2 separate regions of the Homo sapiens genome follow, and region 1 is linked to region 2. The links are chromatin contacts, found by Hi-C or POLR2A ChIA-PET in ENCODE. All regions are on one chromosome and are shown on one strand. Each heading gives the region's core, a stretch centred on a gene start or an enhancer-like site at or near the end of the contact. The rest is flanking DNA. Distances are from core to core; before and after follow the strand shown. Region 1 overlaps OXA1L-DT (OXA1L divergent transcript). Region 2 holds the start of LINC02332 (long intergenic non-protein coding RNA 2332).

Evidence for each region. Hi-C counts contacts between places; a loop is a spot of excess contacts on that map. ChIA-PET counts read pairs that join two places held with the same protein, here RNA polymerase II (POLR2A). Pooled maps may share reads with other maps.
Region 1: a pooled map shows a loop between it and region 2 (3-fold over the local background). The contact joins the enhancer-like site here to the promoter of LINC02332 in region 2. A Hi-C loop is called at or near these places in 6 of 50 pooled maps. POLR2A ChIA-PET finds 5 or more read pairs at or near these places in 2 of 52 experiments (GM10248 and H1).

What each region holds. Positions count from the first base shown.
Region 1 is chr14:22,744,668-22,752,067 of GRCh38, forward strand. All of the region lies in intron 1 of OXA1L-DT (OXA1L divergent transcript), which reads right to left. Among named protein-coding and RNA genes, the nearest start is that of OXA1L-DT, 18 kb to the right of the region's middle. Within about 2 kb of position 4,129, at least 4 of the 41 ENCODE cell types and tissues checked have a DNase peak (open chromatin) inside an H3K27ac peak, as active enhancers do.
Region 2 is chr14:22,554,412-22,560,856 of GRCh38, forward strand. LINC02332 (long intergenic non-protein coding RNA 2332) reads right to left here and starts at 2,651. Exons shown (of 3, transcript NR_146543.1): 1 at 2,540-2,651; 2 at 2,381-2,442; 3 at 1,900-2,111. It overlaps LOC105370399 (a long non-coding RNA gene), which reads left to right and starts at 2,155. Exons shown (of 2, transcript XR_007064066.1): 1 at 2,155-3,155; 2 at 4,316-6,445. RefSeq lists enhancers at 987-1,116, 1,697-1,796, 1,847-2,186, 3,047-3,256 and a silencer at 2,297-2,346.

The sequences.
Region 1 (7,400 bases), core at 2,879-5,378, 190 kb after region 2:
ACCATTATTTCTTTTTTCTTTTTTTTTTTTTTTGAGACAGAGTCTCACTCTGTTGCCCAGACTGAAGTGTAATGGTGCGATCTCGGCTCACTGCAACCTCCGCCTCCAGGGTTCAAGCGATTCTTCTGTCTCAGCCTCCCGAGTAGCTGGGATTACAGGCATGAGCCACCACACCCAGCTATTTTTTGTATTTTTAGTAGAGATGGGGTTTCACCATGTTAGTCAGGCTGGTCTCGAATTCCTGACTTCAGGTGATCCACCTGCCTCAGCCTCCCAAAGTACTGGGATTACAGGCGTGAGCCACCGCGCCCGGCCTACAATACCATTTTCTAATCCAGTACGTAGTCAGTCACCTGTCATCAGTTATGCCAACACGTCTTTTTTTTTTTAAGTCCAGTCTCCAATTCCAGGATTATGTTACATCCAGTTGTCATGTCTCTTTAGTCTCCTTTAACCTGAAACAGATCATCAGTCTTTCATGACCTTGACTTTTTTGAAGACTGGAGGCCAGTTTGTAGAATATCCCTCAATTGGAGTTTGTCTGATATTTCCTCATGATTAGATTCAGCATATGCATTTTTGGCAGGAATACCACTAAAATGATGTTGTGTCCTTGTTAATACATCACATCAGAAGGCCAGGTACTGTGGCTCACGCCTGCAATCTCAGCACTTTGGGAGGCCGAGGCGGGCGGATCACCTGAGGTCAGGAGTTCAAGAACAGCCTGGCCAACATGGCGAAACCCAGTATCTACTCAAAATACAAAAATTAGCCGGGCGTGGTGGCAGGTGCCTTTAATCCCAGCCACTCAGGAGGCTGAGGTGGGAGAATCACTGGAACCCGGGAGGTGAAGGTTGCAGTGAGCCAACATCTTGCCACTGCACTCCAGCCTGGGTGACAGATGGAGACTCTGTCTCAAAAAAAAAAAAAAAAAATACATCACATGAGAAATGCATGTTACTTGGTCCCATCATTAGTGATATAACTTTGATTACTTGGTTAAAGCAGTGTTTACCAGACAGCACCACTGTAAAGTTACTATTTTTCCCTTTGTAATGACTAGGTAACCTTCAGGGAGATTATTCAAGACTAGTAAATACCATGTTCCTCATCAAACTTGCTGGCTAACTTTAGCTACCATTGATGATTCTTGTCTGAAGCAATTACTAATATGGTAGTTATCAGATGGTGATTTTCTCATTCCATCATTCTATCTACATTTATCACACTTATTAGTTGGCATTCTGCTGTAAAGAGAAGGTGTTCTGTTGTCTTCCTTTTATAGGCTATTCATTTCTTCACGTACATCAGTTTGGACTCTTGGATTTCTATTTTGGTCAGTAAGTTATTATGTTAACTATCATTGTAACTTTGAGGCTCAAATTGTCCCAGAATTGGCTAGTGGGGAATCCAAGATGCATTCTCGCCCTGACTTCCTCATTACTAGCCAAGTCACATTGTACTCTCAACTTCTTCACATCAAAGTAAAATTAAATTGTGCATTTGAGTTGCACAGTGTACCCAACTACAACATATGTATAGGAGAAAAAATACAACATAAAAGAATAAAAAGGGGAAAGCAGGGAAATTCTATGATCTATAAGTAGCAAAATCTCCCTACTTTCAGCAATATAAGTTAACTCATGGTAAATGACAGCAGCAGGGATAAGTGTTAAGGCTCTACTAAAATCTGCCATGTTTGAAGGCCAGGTGTAGTGGCCCACACCTGTAGTCCCCGCACTTTGGGAGGCCAAGGTGGGCTGATCATCTGAGGTCAGGAGTTCGGGACCAACCTGACCAACATGGAGAAACCCCATCTCTACTAAAAATACAAAATTAGCCAGGTGTGGTGGCACATGCCTATAATCCCAGCTACTCAGGAGGCTGAGGCAGGAGAATCGCTTGAACCCAGAAGGCAGAGGTTGTAGTCAGCCAAGATACTGCCATTGCACTCCAGCCTGAGCAACAAGAGGAAAACTCTGTCTCAAAAAAAAGAAAAAAAAATCTGCCATGTTCAAATCAGGAATAAGTAACAGTTAAAGTTCAAAAAACTGTAGTCTTCTTTTTTCTTTGTTGTAGAGGCCTCTTTTTCCAACAACTCACAATGTTCAGTTCTCTTTCTATTTGGTCTAAAGCGCCATGATAGATATCAGCTAACAACACTGAGAACTAGAAGTTCCTCTATAACTTTGCACAATACCCAAAAAATTGTTTATAAGACCAGGTTATCCTTTCTTATTTTTATCCAGTCTCATAGGATGATGGCATTTTTCAAATTAGCATTTTTAATTTATGAATAGAATTATTCTCATACAATAATAAACCCTATTTTCTTCATCTTGAATAACAAACATAAAATCTCCGAGAGGCATTCTACTTTTCAAAATCAGGATCATGTTAAACAACTTCTACATTTAAGGAGAGAGAAAAGCCCAGCCTAGGCAACACAGTGATGTTGCAGGACTTTCCTTAGTTCAGCTAAAGACGGGGTTCTTGTCCGTCCCACTGCCACGAAAATTTAGGCTCACAGACAGTTTAAAGGGTGAGTGAAGTAGGGTTTTACTGAATGAAAAGGGAAATAAAAGGGGGAAACAAGGATCCTCCGCAAGGCCAGAGCCCCCTGCTAGAGCGCATCCCACCCACCCTTTGAATCTCAGGTTCCACACAGGAAGAGGGGCCAGGCTCCTCCCCGCTGCGAAAGTCATGAACTTCCCCAGGCTCCACCTCAGCTGGCAGGCTGGTTGGAGTTTCTCCAGGGACCACCTCCCATCTGGCTGTCTCAGTGAGACCCCATTTCTTTTTTTTTTTTAATTTTTAATTAGCTGTGTGTGGTGGTGCACCCCTGTAGTCCCAGCTACTTGGGAGGCTGAGGAGGGAGGATGGCTTGAGCCTAGGAAGTCAAGGCTGTGGTGGGCCATGATCGCACCACTGCACTCCAGACTGGGCAACAAAGCAAGGCCTCATCTCAAAAAAAAAAAAAAAAATTAAAAATTAAAAAAAGAAAGAAGAGAGAAAAGCCTGTCAAATGAAGTGGGTTTGTTTTTGTTGTTGTTGTTGTTCTTATATAGAGCACTGTGTGTTACACTTAGGGCAGAAAAACCTCCAGAACTCTAAGTTTAATGAATAAAACCAATACATGCCACTGGGACATAAACGTAAAAAGTCAGAAGATAGAACTTGATCGTATCCTAAACAATGAATTAATGTATCTAGATCAGAAACTGGAAGGTTAAAACGTGGAGGAATGAAAGGGATTGGAAGGGCAAAATGTGTTAGGGATTAGCTAGCTAGCATGGTTCAAGGGACAGACTATACAACAAGCACTATTCTCTGATGAGACTGGTTACTTTAGCCAACTTCTGACACAATCAAATAGTAAGACCTCTCAAGCTGAAGACAGACCCCTAGTTGATTTTATCATTGGACAAAATTATACAAAGCCTATCTTAGCAGCAATCAGTTTTCGGTGACACCATTATTTCTTCATGCCCCCAACAAACTGCAGTAGATATGTTGGAATTTAAGCTCAGCACATATAGTCATCCAAATTGTCTCGAAAGGTTACAAAAGATGGGAAGAAAATTATATGTTGTTCTATGAAAACTATGAAAGGAGAGAGTTAGAAAGAAAGATAATCAACAGTGTCAAATACCACTGAGAAATCTAAGACAATGAGGGATGAGAAAAATCCGCCACGCCTCAGGATGAGGAACCCAGGGTTGCCTTCAGCAATCAGTTTGAGTGGCAGAGATGAGGGCTGAGGGAGCAGCAGACGTCAAGAGGGCAGAACAAGGAGTGACTCTGCATTGAGAAAATGGAATTCTGTCCTCAAAACATGTAACAACAAAAGGATGAGGAAATTAGGATAAAAATTGCAGCAAGGTCAAATGAAGGCTTTGGGGTTTGGGGTTTTTGTTTGTTTTTTTCAGCAAGGAGGAAAAAGGATTATGTCTGCAGGCAGAGGAGAGAAGAAGAAATTAAAGGTGCTTAAGCTAGACAAAAAGAAGATAATTAAGACAGAAAATCTTTGATTGCAGATGTTATAGCACCCACCAGGGAGAAAAGGGAGAGAACAGAGAGGACTGAAAACATAAGGTTAGTTTAAACTTAGAAAGAGGAAGTTCAGTTCCTCGCCTAAGATGGGGAAGAGAAAGAAATTGCCACAGAGTTGTTTTGGAATTAAAAGGCTTATCTCGCATGGTCTTTATTTTGCCAGCAAAGTAACAGATAGCCCCTGTCAAAGGAGAAGGGGCACGGAGGGGCACCAAGAGGAGGGTGCAGGAGAGAAAAGGCTTAGAACAATGGTGGGCAGGAAACTGCAAAGAAATGGACACCTGACACCAGGTGTCAGTACCTACTCGGTAGATGTTTGAATAAATTGATAAGACATTTTAAAAGGCCAGACTCGGTGGCTCATGCCTGTAATCTTAGCACTTTGGGAGGCTGAGGAGGGATGATAACTTTGGGCCAGGAGTTCAAGACCAGTCTAGGCAACATAGTGAGACCCCGTCTTTACAAAAAAGTAAAATAAAATAAAAGTTTTTTAAAAGACATTTTAAAAAATAGCTGGTTAGTAATGGGGAGAGTCCCACTGATAAGATGATAAAATTTTCTTATAACTTTTATATCTTTCTGCAGTACCACTATAGTGTTGATAGTAGACTTGCAGAATCAAAAGAAGGAAGGATAAATTACTGTCTTCACTGTGACCTGGTGGCTTTCCCTAGTGGTGCTAGAGGAAAAGTAAGAGCTCCAGGGAACCTAGGCTTTTGCTTTGTAAGGATAGCCTCAATATTGGTACACACTTCGAAACATGGGCTGGGTAAGAATTTAAGTGTAGCCAGAAAAAATATCTTGGTATGAGCTTCATTTATCAACACTTTATCATAAATTCATCATTGTATCTTCAAATTTGTGATTTTTAAAAATGTTGCCACCTTTTCTTTGTGAGGCTGTTCTCAGCCATCTGCTCTTGGCACTTCACACCACTCACCCGAAGAGCTCAAGCAATCATAGTTACTGTGACCACATCAGTGCTGACGAGAACAAAACGTTTTCAGATCATGTCTCTCCCACAAACTCCAGGGCCATAGTTGATCTATGTACAAGTTATCTCCACTTGAATAGCCCGCTGTCATTGCAAATTCAATATTCTCAAAACCAAACCTGACACCTTTCAAAAAAAACACAGCTGCACTTCTGTAACTGGCAAGACCCAGTCAGGAGACAGAAACCACACCAGTGTATGGAAAGAATTAAATATAAAGGATTTTTAAGTAATTATAAAGTTGCTAATTAGGTAACTAAAAGAGCAAAAAGAGAACTCTAAAGGACCACAGAGGTAGCAATTGCAGAATGCAGTTGCCACCCCTACAGCTGAGGGAACAAAGGGAAGAGGCCAGGGTGATTAAAACTTTGAAGCTCAGGCTGGGCACAGTGGCTCACGCCTGTAATCCCAGCACTTTGGGAGGCCGAGGTGGGTGGATCACGAGGTCAGGAGATCAAGACCATCCTGGCCAACATTGTGAAACCCCGTCTGTACTAAAAATACAAAAATTAGCTGGGTGTGCTGGCACACGCCTGTAGTCCCAGCTACTTGGGAGGCTGAGGCAGGAGAATCGCTTGAACCTGGGAGGCAAAGGTTGCAGTAAGCCAAGATTGCACCACTGCACTCCAGCCTGGTGACAGAGCGAGACTCCATCTTAAAAAAAATAAATAAATAAATAAATAATAAAAAACTTTGAAGCTTAAACAAAGGCTCCCACAGAACTGAAATTCATACATCTGAGGAGAGAGCACCACTGATGTTCCTGAGTGGGCATGATAAGATGGGCTCTGCAAGTGTTAGAAAGATTGGAAACTGGATACAGCTCCTGGATGAGAGGCACTGCCGGAATGAAGAAGCGCCGCTTGATGGTGCTCACAGGATGCAATTAGATAGGAAACCCACATGGAACAAACTAGAGGTAACAATTCATTCTCCCACGTCCAGCCTTCTAGCCCTGCTCTAGCATCCCTCATTGGCAGAGTGGAACAGGGAGCCAGTTGGAGAAGCAGAAAAGCAGTTTGTGGAATACCAGCCCCAGAATCACAAAGCAGTGGGTTTGGAGCTAAGAGATAATAACTTAATAACTGATGCAGCTTCTGAACTATATTAGTTAGGGTCCAGCCAGAAAGCAGAAACCACTCTAAGTATTTCAGAAGGATTTTACCACAGGGAATTGGTACATGGGTAAGAGAAGAGCTAAGAAGCCAAAAGGGGCACAACGAAGCAATCTGGAAATGCAACAGCAGGCACCTGCCGCCACCTCCTAGGCTGGAGGGACAATGGGAGTTAGTGGAGTTAGTGGAGCCCAGAATCTAAGGGCATCCAGAGGTCAGAAGAATCATGGCAAGGTCTGCATGGAGGGAACTAGAATAGTGGAGAGAAAGGCTGTCTGGCCAAGGAGGAAGGGATGTTGCAGAGACATCTCTGCAGGAAGCAGAGACAGCAGGAGAGAACTACCCTGGGTTCTCTTCCCCCCGTCTACACTCTTGTGCCAGTGACTTTTGTGAACTTAAAAGTATCTGAGATAGGTCTCAATCAATTTAGAAAGTTTATTTTGCCAAGGCTAAAGACGCACCTGTGACACAGCCTCAGGAGGCCCTGACAACATGCGACCAAAGTGGTTGGGGTACAGCTTGCTTTTATAAATTTTAGAGAGACATAAGGCATCAATCAATACATGTAAGATTTACATTGGTTTGATCTGGAAGGGTGGAACAACTCAAAGGAGGGAGGTGGGGGATGGGCCTTCCAGGTCATAGGTAGATTTAACAATTCTCTGCCCAGCACCATGGCTCACGCCTATAATCCCAGCACTTTGGAAGGCCAAGGCAGATAACCTGAGGTTGGGAGTTCGAGACCAGCCTGAGCAACATGGAGAAACCCTGTCTCTACTTATTTATTTATTTATTTATTTATTTATTTATTTATTTATTTATTTTGAAACGGAGTCTCGCTCTGTCGTCCAGGCTGGATTGCAGTGGCTTGATCTCGGCTCACCGCAACCTCCGCCCCCCAGGTTCAAGCTATTCTTCTGCCTCAGCCTCCCAAGTAGCTGGGACTACAGGCATGTGCCACCACGCCTGGCTAATTTTTGTATTTTTAGTAGAGACGGGGTTTTACCATACTGGCCAGGCTGATCTCGAACTCCTGAGCTCAGGTGATCCGCCTCCCTCGGCCTCCCAAAGTGCTGGGATTACAGGCATGAGCCACCATGCCCAGCCCTTTTTTTTTTTTTTTTTTGGAGATGGCAGGTCTTACTCTGTTGTTCCCCAAGCCAGAGTGCAGTGGAGAAATCATAGCTCACTGCAGCATCAAACTTCTGAGCTCAAGGGACTCTCCCACCTCAGCCACC
Region 2 (6,445 bases), core at 1,401-3,900:
GAGGTCTGCGGGAGCCTGTGGAGGCCTGTGGAGGCCTGTGGAGGTCTGCGGGAGCCTGTGGAGGCCTGTGGAGGCCTGCCAGCCCAGTGCCCTCAGGCAGCAAAGCCCAGCAGTCACTGGTCCCCCAAGGCCGCCCACAGATCTATGCAAGGTGATGCAGCAGGGGCTATGGACCCACCCACACCCAAGCAGGGAGGCACGATGACAAGGCCCGGGCAGGTAGGGGGACATCCGGAAAGCAGGCTCAGCTCCACCCCTGAGAAATTTCCGTCTAAATCCAGGAGATCCTTGATTCAGCAAGAACCTTCCCTCATGTCCGAGGCTGTTAAACCTAAAGCCAGTTAGGGCAGAGGTCAGAGGGGTGGACCAGGAGCAAGTGGGTCGAGGGTGAGCAAGTGTTGGGAGTGGGGATAGAAACTCCATCCATCTCCGACTGCTCTGCTCGCATATCTGGCTCCAGGGCCCACCTGGTATGTCAGAGGGAATTAGAACGGCCTTGTGAGGAGGCTCAGGAGAAGGGCTCCTGTGCCCACCGGCCAAGTCAGCACTGGGCCTAACGCCACCACAGCAAAGCCCCTCAGTGCAGAGGGCCCAGCTATACGGAACTGGGCATTGCTTAGCCTGGAGGGAATAGGCAGCTGAGGAGACCTGGAAAACACAGTCATGAAGAGACTGGCCATGAAGACCCACAGACCCTGCGAGCCAAGGCCTTGGGCTGCAGCTGCAGCTGCAGCTCTACCAGCCTGGACCCAACCTCAGGCCGACATCCCAGCAGGGAACATGTTACTAAGGCCAGTTGTAGAAGGGACTTCTCTGGACACATGCCCTACTCTCCCAAAAGACTTAAGCACAGGCCAGTCCCAAAGGCAGAAGAATGGACTAAATGAGCTCTTGTGGCCCCAGCCCTAAGATTCTAGAGGACTCTCTGAAACTTCACTTGAAGACTTGACCTCTGAGTGCAACTGGAGTCACAGCCACTCAGGAGAAAGGGCAGGCTATGCAAGCACGTGCTTCAGGAGCATCCTGGTGAGGTCTTCAGCTCTGACAGAGCAACCCCTCTGCTGCTACCCTCACTGGGGGCAGCCATCTGAGTCTTAAGGAGTTGCTTATTTTTTAGGTCCAAACATAAAATTCAACTCCCCTGGGATCACGTATACAGACAGGCCTATAGCACCTTATTATCAGGTACCATCCTAGTGTGGAAGTCCCCTGGCCTGTGTGCTCTGTGGGATGGGAATGTCCCTTGTCATCAATGTGTCCCCAGGAACTAGAACAGTGCCTGGCACACAACAGATGCCGTTAAATGAATAAGTGAATGACTCCTGCAGTTAGGCTCTGGGTGGGGGGAGCTGAGTGTGAGGAGTGGGGAGTACAGGAGAAAGGAAAGTGGGGATTAGTAGAGGAAGTGGTCAGGTGAGTCAATGCTTCACAGTTTTGCCAAGAGCTAAAGTAACTTGTCAAGAACTTCAGAACAAGGAAAGCCTGAGTGGTGGCCCCTTGCTCAGGGCAGCCCCCAGGCAGGCACACATCTATCCAACAAAGCCTGGAGGACAGGGACTGTGGTAAATCACGCAGGGTACCTGGGAGTCTGACCTCACTGTGTGACCACACTGAGGTCCAGAGCCAACAGTCACTTTATGTGGGTTCGCCTCAGTTTCTCCATGAGTCCTACTCTAAAACCCATCTACCTCCGTGAGCCATGTGTGGGAAGACGAGCTTCTGACTGGGATGAGTCTGGGGGAGCAAGCACATGGAGACCCAGTGCTGTCATTCTGGCTGCCGGAAGGCTGCAGGACCACCAGCGCCCTGCGTCTGTGTCAAGGCCACCTGGGCAACGCGGCGAGGGGTGGGGAGTGCAGGCCTCCTTTCACACAGAGACACACAGGCCTGAGGCCTCTCTGGGTAGCACACATAGAGCTATATTTTGCAATTAATAAACAGGTCAGACATTGAGTCAGTAGCCACAAGTAGAACAGGAAGTGGAAAAAGTCTCCCACTTCCCTCCAGGTGTTTGGGGGCTGGGGCGGTCCCCTCCCATTTCCATGACGTCATGGTTACCAAGAGGGGCAAGTAGGGCACCCTTTGAAGCTCTCCCGCAGAAGCCACATCCTCTGGAAAGAAGAGTTTAAAATACTGAGTTAGAGATAGCATCGCCCCAGGCCACGTGCCGAGGGGAGCAGGCTGGGCCGTTACACCACCCCCCAACCGCAGGTGCAGCAAGGCCAACATGCCAGGCTGGGAGGGGCTGCCGGCCCCTCGGTGACTTGCACCGGGCCCGCAAGCAGGCTGGGGAGGTGCTGCTGGCCCCACCGCTGAGCCGCCTCCCTCACCGCACCTCTGCTGCCCCTCCAAACCAGCCAAGATCAGACCTTGATCTCACCTGATTAAGCGCTTGCTTAGTACAGGGCAGACCCTCGAGACTTATGCTCAGGCCAGTGTCTCCTGGGAGGGAAGGAGGTGGGGAGGCCGTATTTGCCCCCACACAGAGCTAGGGCTGATTCTCTGAGGGACCCCCCCCCAATAGCACCTCCCCCCTTACCCTGATGCTTGTCCATTAGGTGATGGCCCTAATGGACGCCTTGATGGACACGTCCGGGACCCAGGGACCCGGAGACCAGGAATCTGCTGGTCTCAGGGAGCCGCAGAACCTGAAACCCAAAAATACCAGGCTTGATCGCCTGCTCTTCGGTAGTGTCGCCATCCACCCGCATGGGGGCAGCAGCGCTCCACCAAAAAGACCTCTTCTCCCTTTGTCTGTTAATTCTGGAGATAGAAAGCCCCCAAAGTTTAGGAAAAGCTCTTTTCCGAGGAAAATAAAAGGGCAGGTGACTTTTATCCCACAAGTCCCTGCCCTGTGCCCGTCACTGCGCTGGGCGCAAGGCCTGTGTCATCCTGTCACATCCCCCCCCAAAGGAGAGGAGGGCCTGGGGCCTGGGCCGGCAGCAGGGGGCGCTGTTCGTCCGGGATCGTCAGACCCGCTCCACCCGGAGCCCTGGAGGAAGTGCCCAGGGAGGGCTGGGGGCCCGGAGGAGGCCTTGGGTTCGGAATTAGGCTGGCTGGAGTCCGGGATCCACCACATCATACACTCGTGCCTTTGGCAGGTCACTAACCGCCCACCGCCTCAGTTTCCCGGTGGGACGAACTCTCTCTCACAGGTAGTTTAAGAACCAGGCTTTCTTTGGCATTGTATACCTGCCATGTGCCAGGCTGTGTCGTGCTCTGGGGATTCAGTCTCTGTGCAAACTATGACTCCATACAGATGAAGTCCAAGAACAGGCAAAACGCATCACAGGTGATAGAAATTAGGGCACTGTTTGCCTCTGGGGTAGAAGGATGGATTGAAAAGGGGCACGAGGAAACCTTCAGGGGTGGTGGAAATGTTCCATATCTTTATCTTGGGTGATGGCTATATATATATCAAATGCATCATTAGTGTATTTTCATGTAATTATGCCTCAAGAAAGTACTGCTCCCATTAAATACACACACACACACACACACACACACACACAGAGTTTCTGTCTTCAAGGAGTTAACAGTCCAGTGAGTAGTGGGTATGAAAGAGATGTGTTAATGGCTGCAATTGCAAGACAGAGGCTTTTGTTACTATATTCTCCTCAGGCAGGAGTCCTCAGGCAGGAGGCAGGAGAACCAGTTGTTTGTCCCTAAGCGTCACTGCCCCTCACTAGCCTTCTCTCCTGGGGCCTTTAATTTTTCTGAGTCCCCATGTGTTATTATTCACATAGAGATAAAAATACCTGCCCACCTATTCTCAGTGTTGTTGAAGGGATTGAAAGCAGTAATGGGTGTGGAATGCTTAGTAAACTGAAATCCCAGTGCAAATATGAAGTGGGAATGCATCAGAATGCCCAGGAAGACGAACCATGACCCGAACAAGATGGGCTGGGCCAGGTCAGATGGCACTGCCATACTGAGAAAAAAGTGGGCTGGCTGCGGCTTCACACAGCCCGGGAGAGCTCAGAACTCCCCAGGCCCTGCCGGTGCGCTGGTGTTTCTCATAGTATGTGGCCACCTCTCCAGTCACTTCGGCCCTAGGAGCTTCTTGTTACACCATGATTTTGTCACTACCTCCGCAGCTTCCCACCTCCTGCTTCCGGCTTCCAGAAGGAAGCGCGTGATGGAGGGGAAATGACAGGGCCAGGAGGCAGCGGTCAGGCTGGGCCGAGTTTCTGACAGAAGCCAACACTTCTGGCCCCACAGTGCTCACGGCCTCCCTGACTCCTCACCACATCACAGCTGAAAAGGCTCACGTCTTATCTCCCCTCTCAACCTCTGGGGGCTTCTCTGCTTTCAGAAGGAGCCCCTGGAGCCCCTGGCCGAACACATCTGAAAGCACGGAGCCAGACCTCTGCAGCGCCCTCCAGCGGGCAGGTTCTGCGGGCAGCCATCTCCTCGCAGGCCAGAACACCCCACGTCACTCCAGGACGGTTCGCCACCTTTGAGAAGAGAGGACTCCAGTGTCTGTTCGCTCTGGAAATGTGGGCATGTTCCCATTCCAAAGGTGATAGGATCTGAGGGGAGGATCCTTCCCATTTTCAAAGCCTTCCTAAAATCCCACTGATTAGTGGGGAGGAGTGCAAGTCTACCCTTTCCCCGAACCACCCACATGAAATTTAGCAACAACAACAACAAAAAAGGAAAATATTAGAGGAAGATCATATAAGTGTAAGAAGACAAGGCTGGCAGGACCTAAGAGAGTCTAGGTAGATGAAGGAATATGGTTTACATAATGGGGAGCACCTGGTCTCCATTTCATGCTTCCAGCCTTGATGGGAGGAAAGTAGGTAAACCTTAAAAGGGACTTCTTTCCAGTGGAGGCTGCAAGATTCTATTTTTACCAACCTCTAAGGTGTCCACCTTATCCTTGCTGACCCAAGTTATTCCAGTGATTTACCAAGGGAAATGGGTGGAACGACATCCTTATCTGGACTCCTTATTAACAATATCCTACATCTGTACAACACCAAAGCAAACATCAACTCTTTTGATCAAAATGATAAACCCCAGTGGTAGACAGAGTATTCTCTCCTCTTTTACAAATCAGAAGGCACATGGAGCGGCTTGCACAGGATCACGGTGAACTAGGCCCTGATCCCCACCAGACTCGGATCCCAGGCTTTCCACCAAGCTCTGTGGACTCAGAAATACCAAGTGGTTCCAGATTCAGCCATCAGAGGAAGGAGCATGAATTGACTGGCATTCCCAGGCCCCCTAAGACTAAGTGTCTTGTTTCCTGCCTCCGTGGCCCTTCCCTCTTCCTGACTCTGCCTGCATGGATTTGATCCCCCTTCAGGATGAGATCAGAATGGCAAGGCAGAGCTCTGTACCTTTAGGAGGCACTCCCTCAATAAATATTTGATGTTGCCGGGCACGGTGGCTCACGCCTGTAATCCCAGCACTTTGGGAAGCCAAGGCGGGCAGATCACTTGAGGTCAGGAGTTCAAGACTAGCCTGGCAAACATGGTGAAACCCCATCTCTAGTAAAAATACAAAAAATTAGCTGGGCATGGTGGCGGGCGCCTGTAATCCCAGCTACTAGGGAGGCTGAGGCAGGAGAATTGCTTGAACCCAGGAAGTGGAGATTGCAGTGAGCCGAGATCGCGCCATTGCACTCCAGCCTGGGCAACAGAGCAAGACTCCATCTAAAAAAAAAAAAAATTGATGTTTGTGGCCTCAAGGCAATACTTATCCACTACTCAAGCATATGCCAATGGGGATAACTAATATCCAGACACACTCCCCATGGCTGGTCCCTTCGCTGACTCTTTCTTAGCTGTCAGATCTCAGCCTAAAGGTCACCTGGTCAGAGAGGTCCTTCCTAACCACCCTAAGCAGCTCCCTCCCCAGCCCCATTTACTGTCACATTATATTGTTTACTGTTTCTTTCCTTCACTCCACTCACAACAAAATTATTTCATTTATGTAATAATTTGGCTCTCTTCCCTACTGGAATTTAAGGCTCAGAAAGTGAGGCGTCTTGTCCGTTCTGTTCATTTCTGTAGCACTTAACTCATGGTAAGCAAAAATTTAAAGGAAGGAGTAATAACAGAAAGAATGAGCTCTGCCATCAGATGCCCCTTATTTATACCCTGACACTAGATTGGGGTTAAATGTTGACAATCATTGAAGCTGTTAGACATATGGGAGCTTGCTGGCCTCTTGACGTGCATGTATACGCACGCATGAGGGAAAATTTCAATTAAAAGTTAAAAACAAAGTTGTTTATCCCTGGGATTTAACAGGCCTGAATAGCAGGTCTCAAACGGGGCTCCTAGGGAGGTCTCTCCGCTTCTCCCAGGAAGAGCCAGGCCTGCCATTGGTCACCACAGTGCTTTAGCTGAGAGTCAGTGAAACGGATGTGCAGCTGAGGGAGAAAAGCAGTATGTCATGGAACCCTCAGAGCTTCTGGTGAGCACTGAAAGGA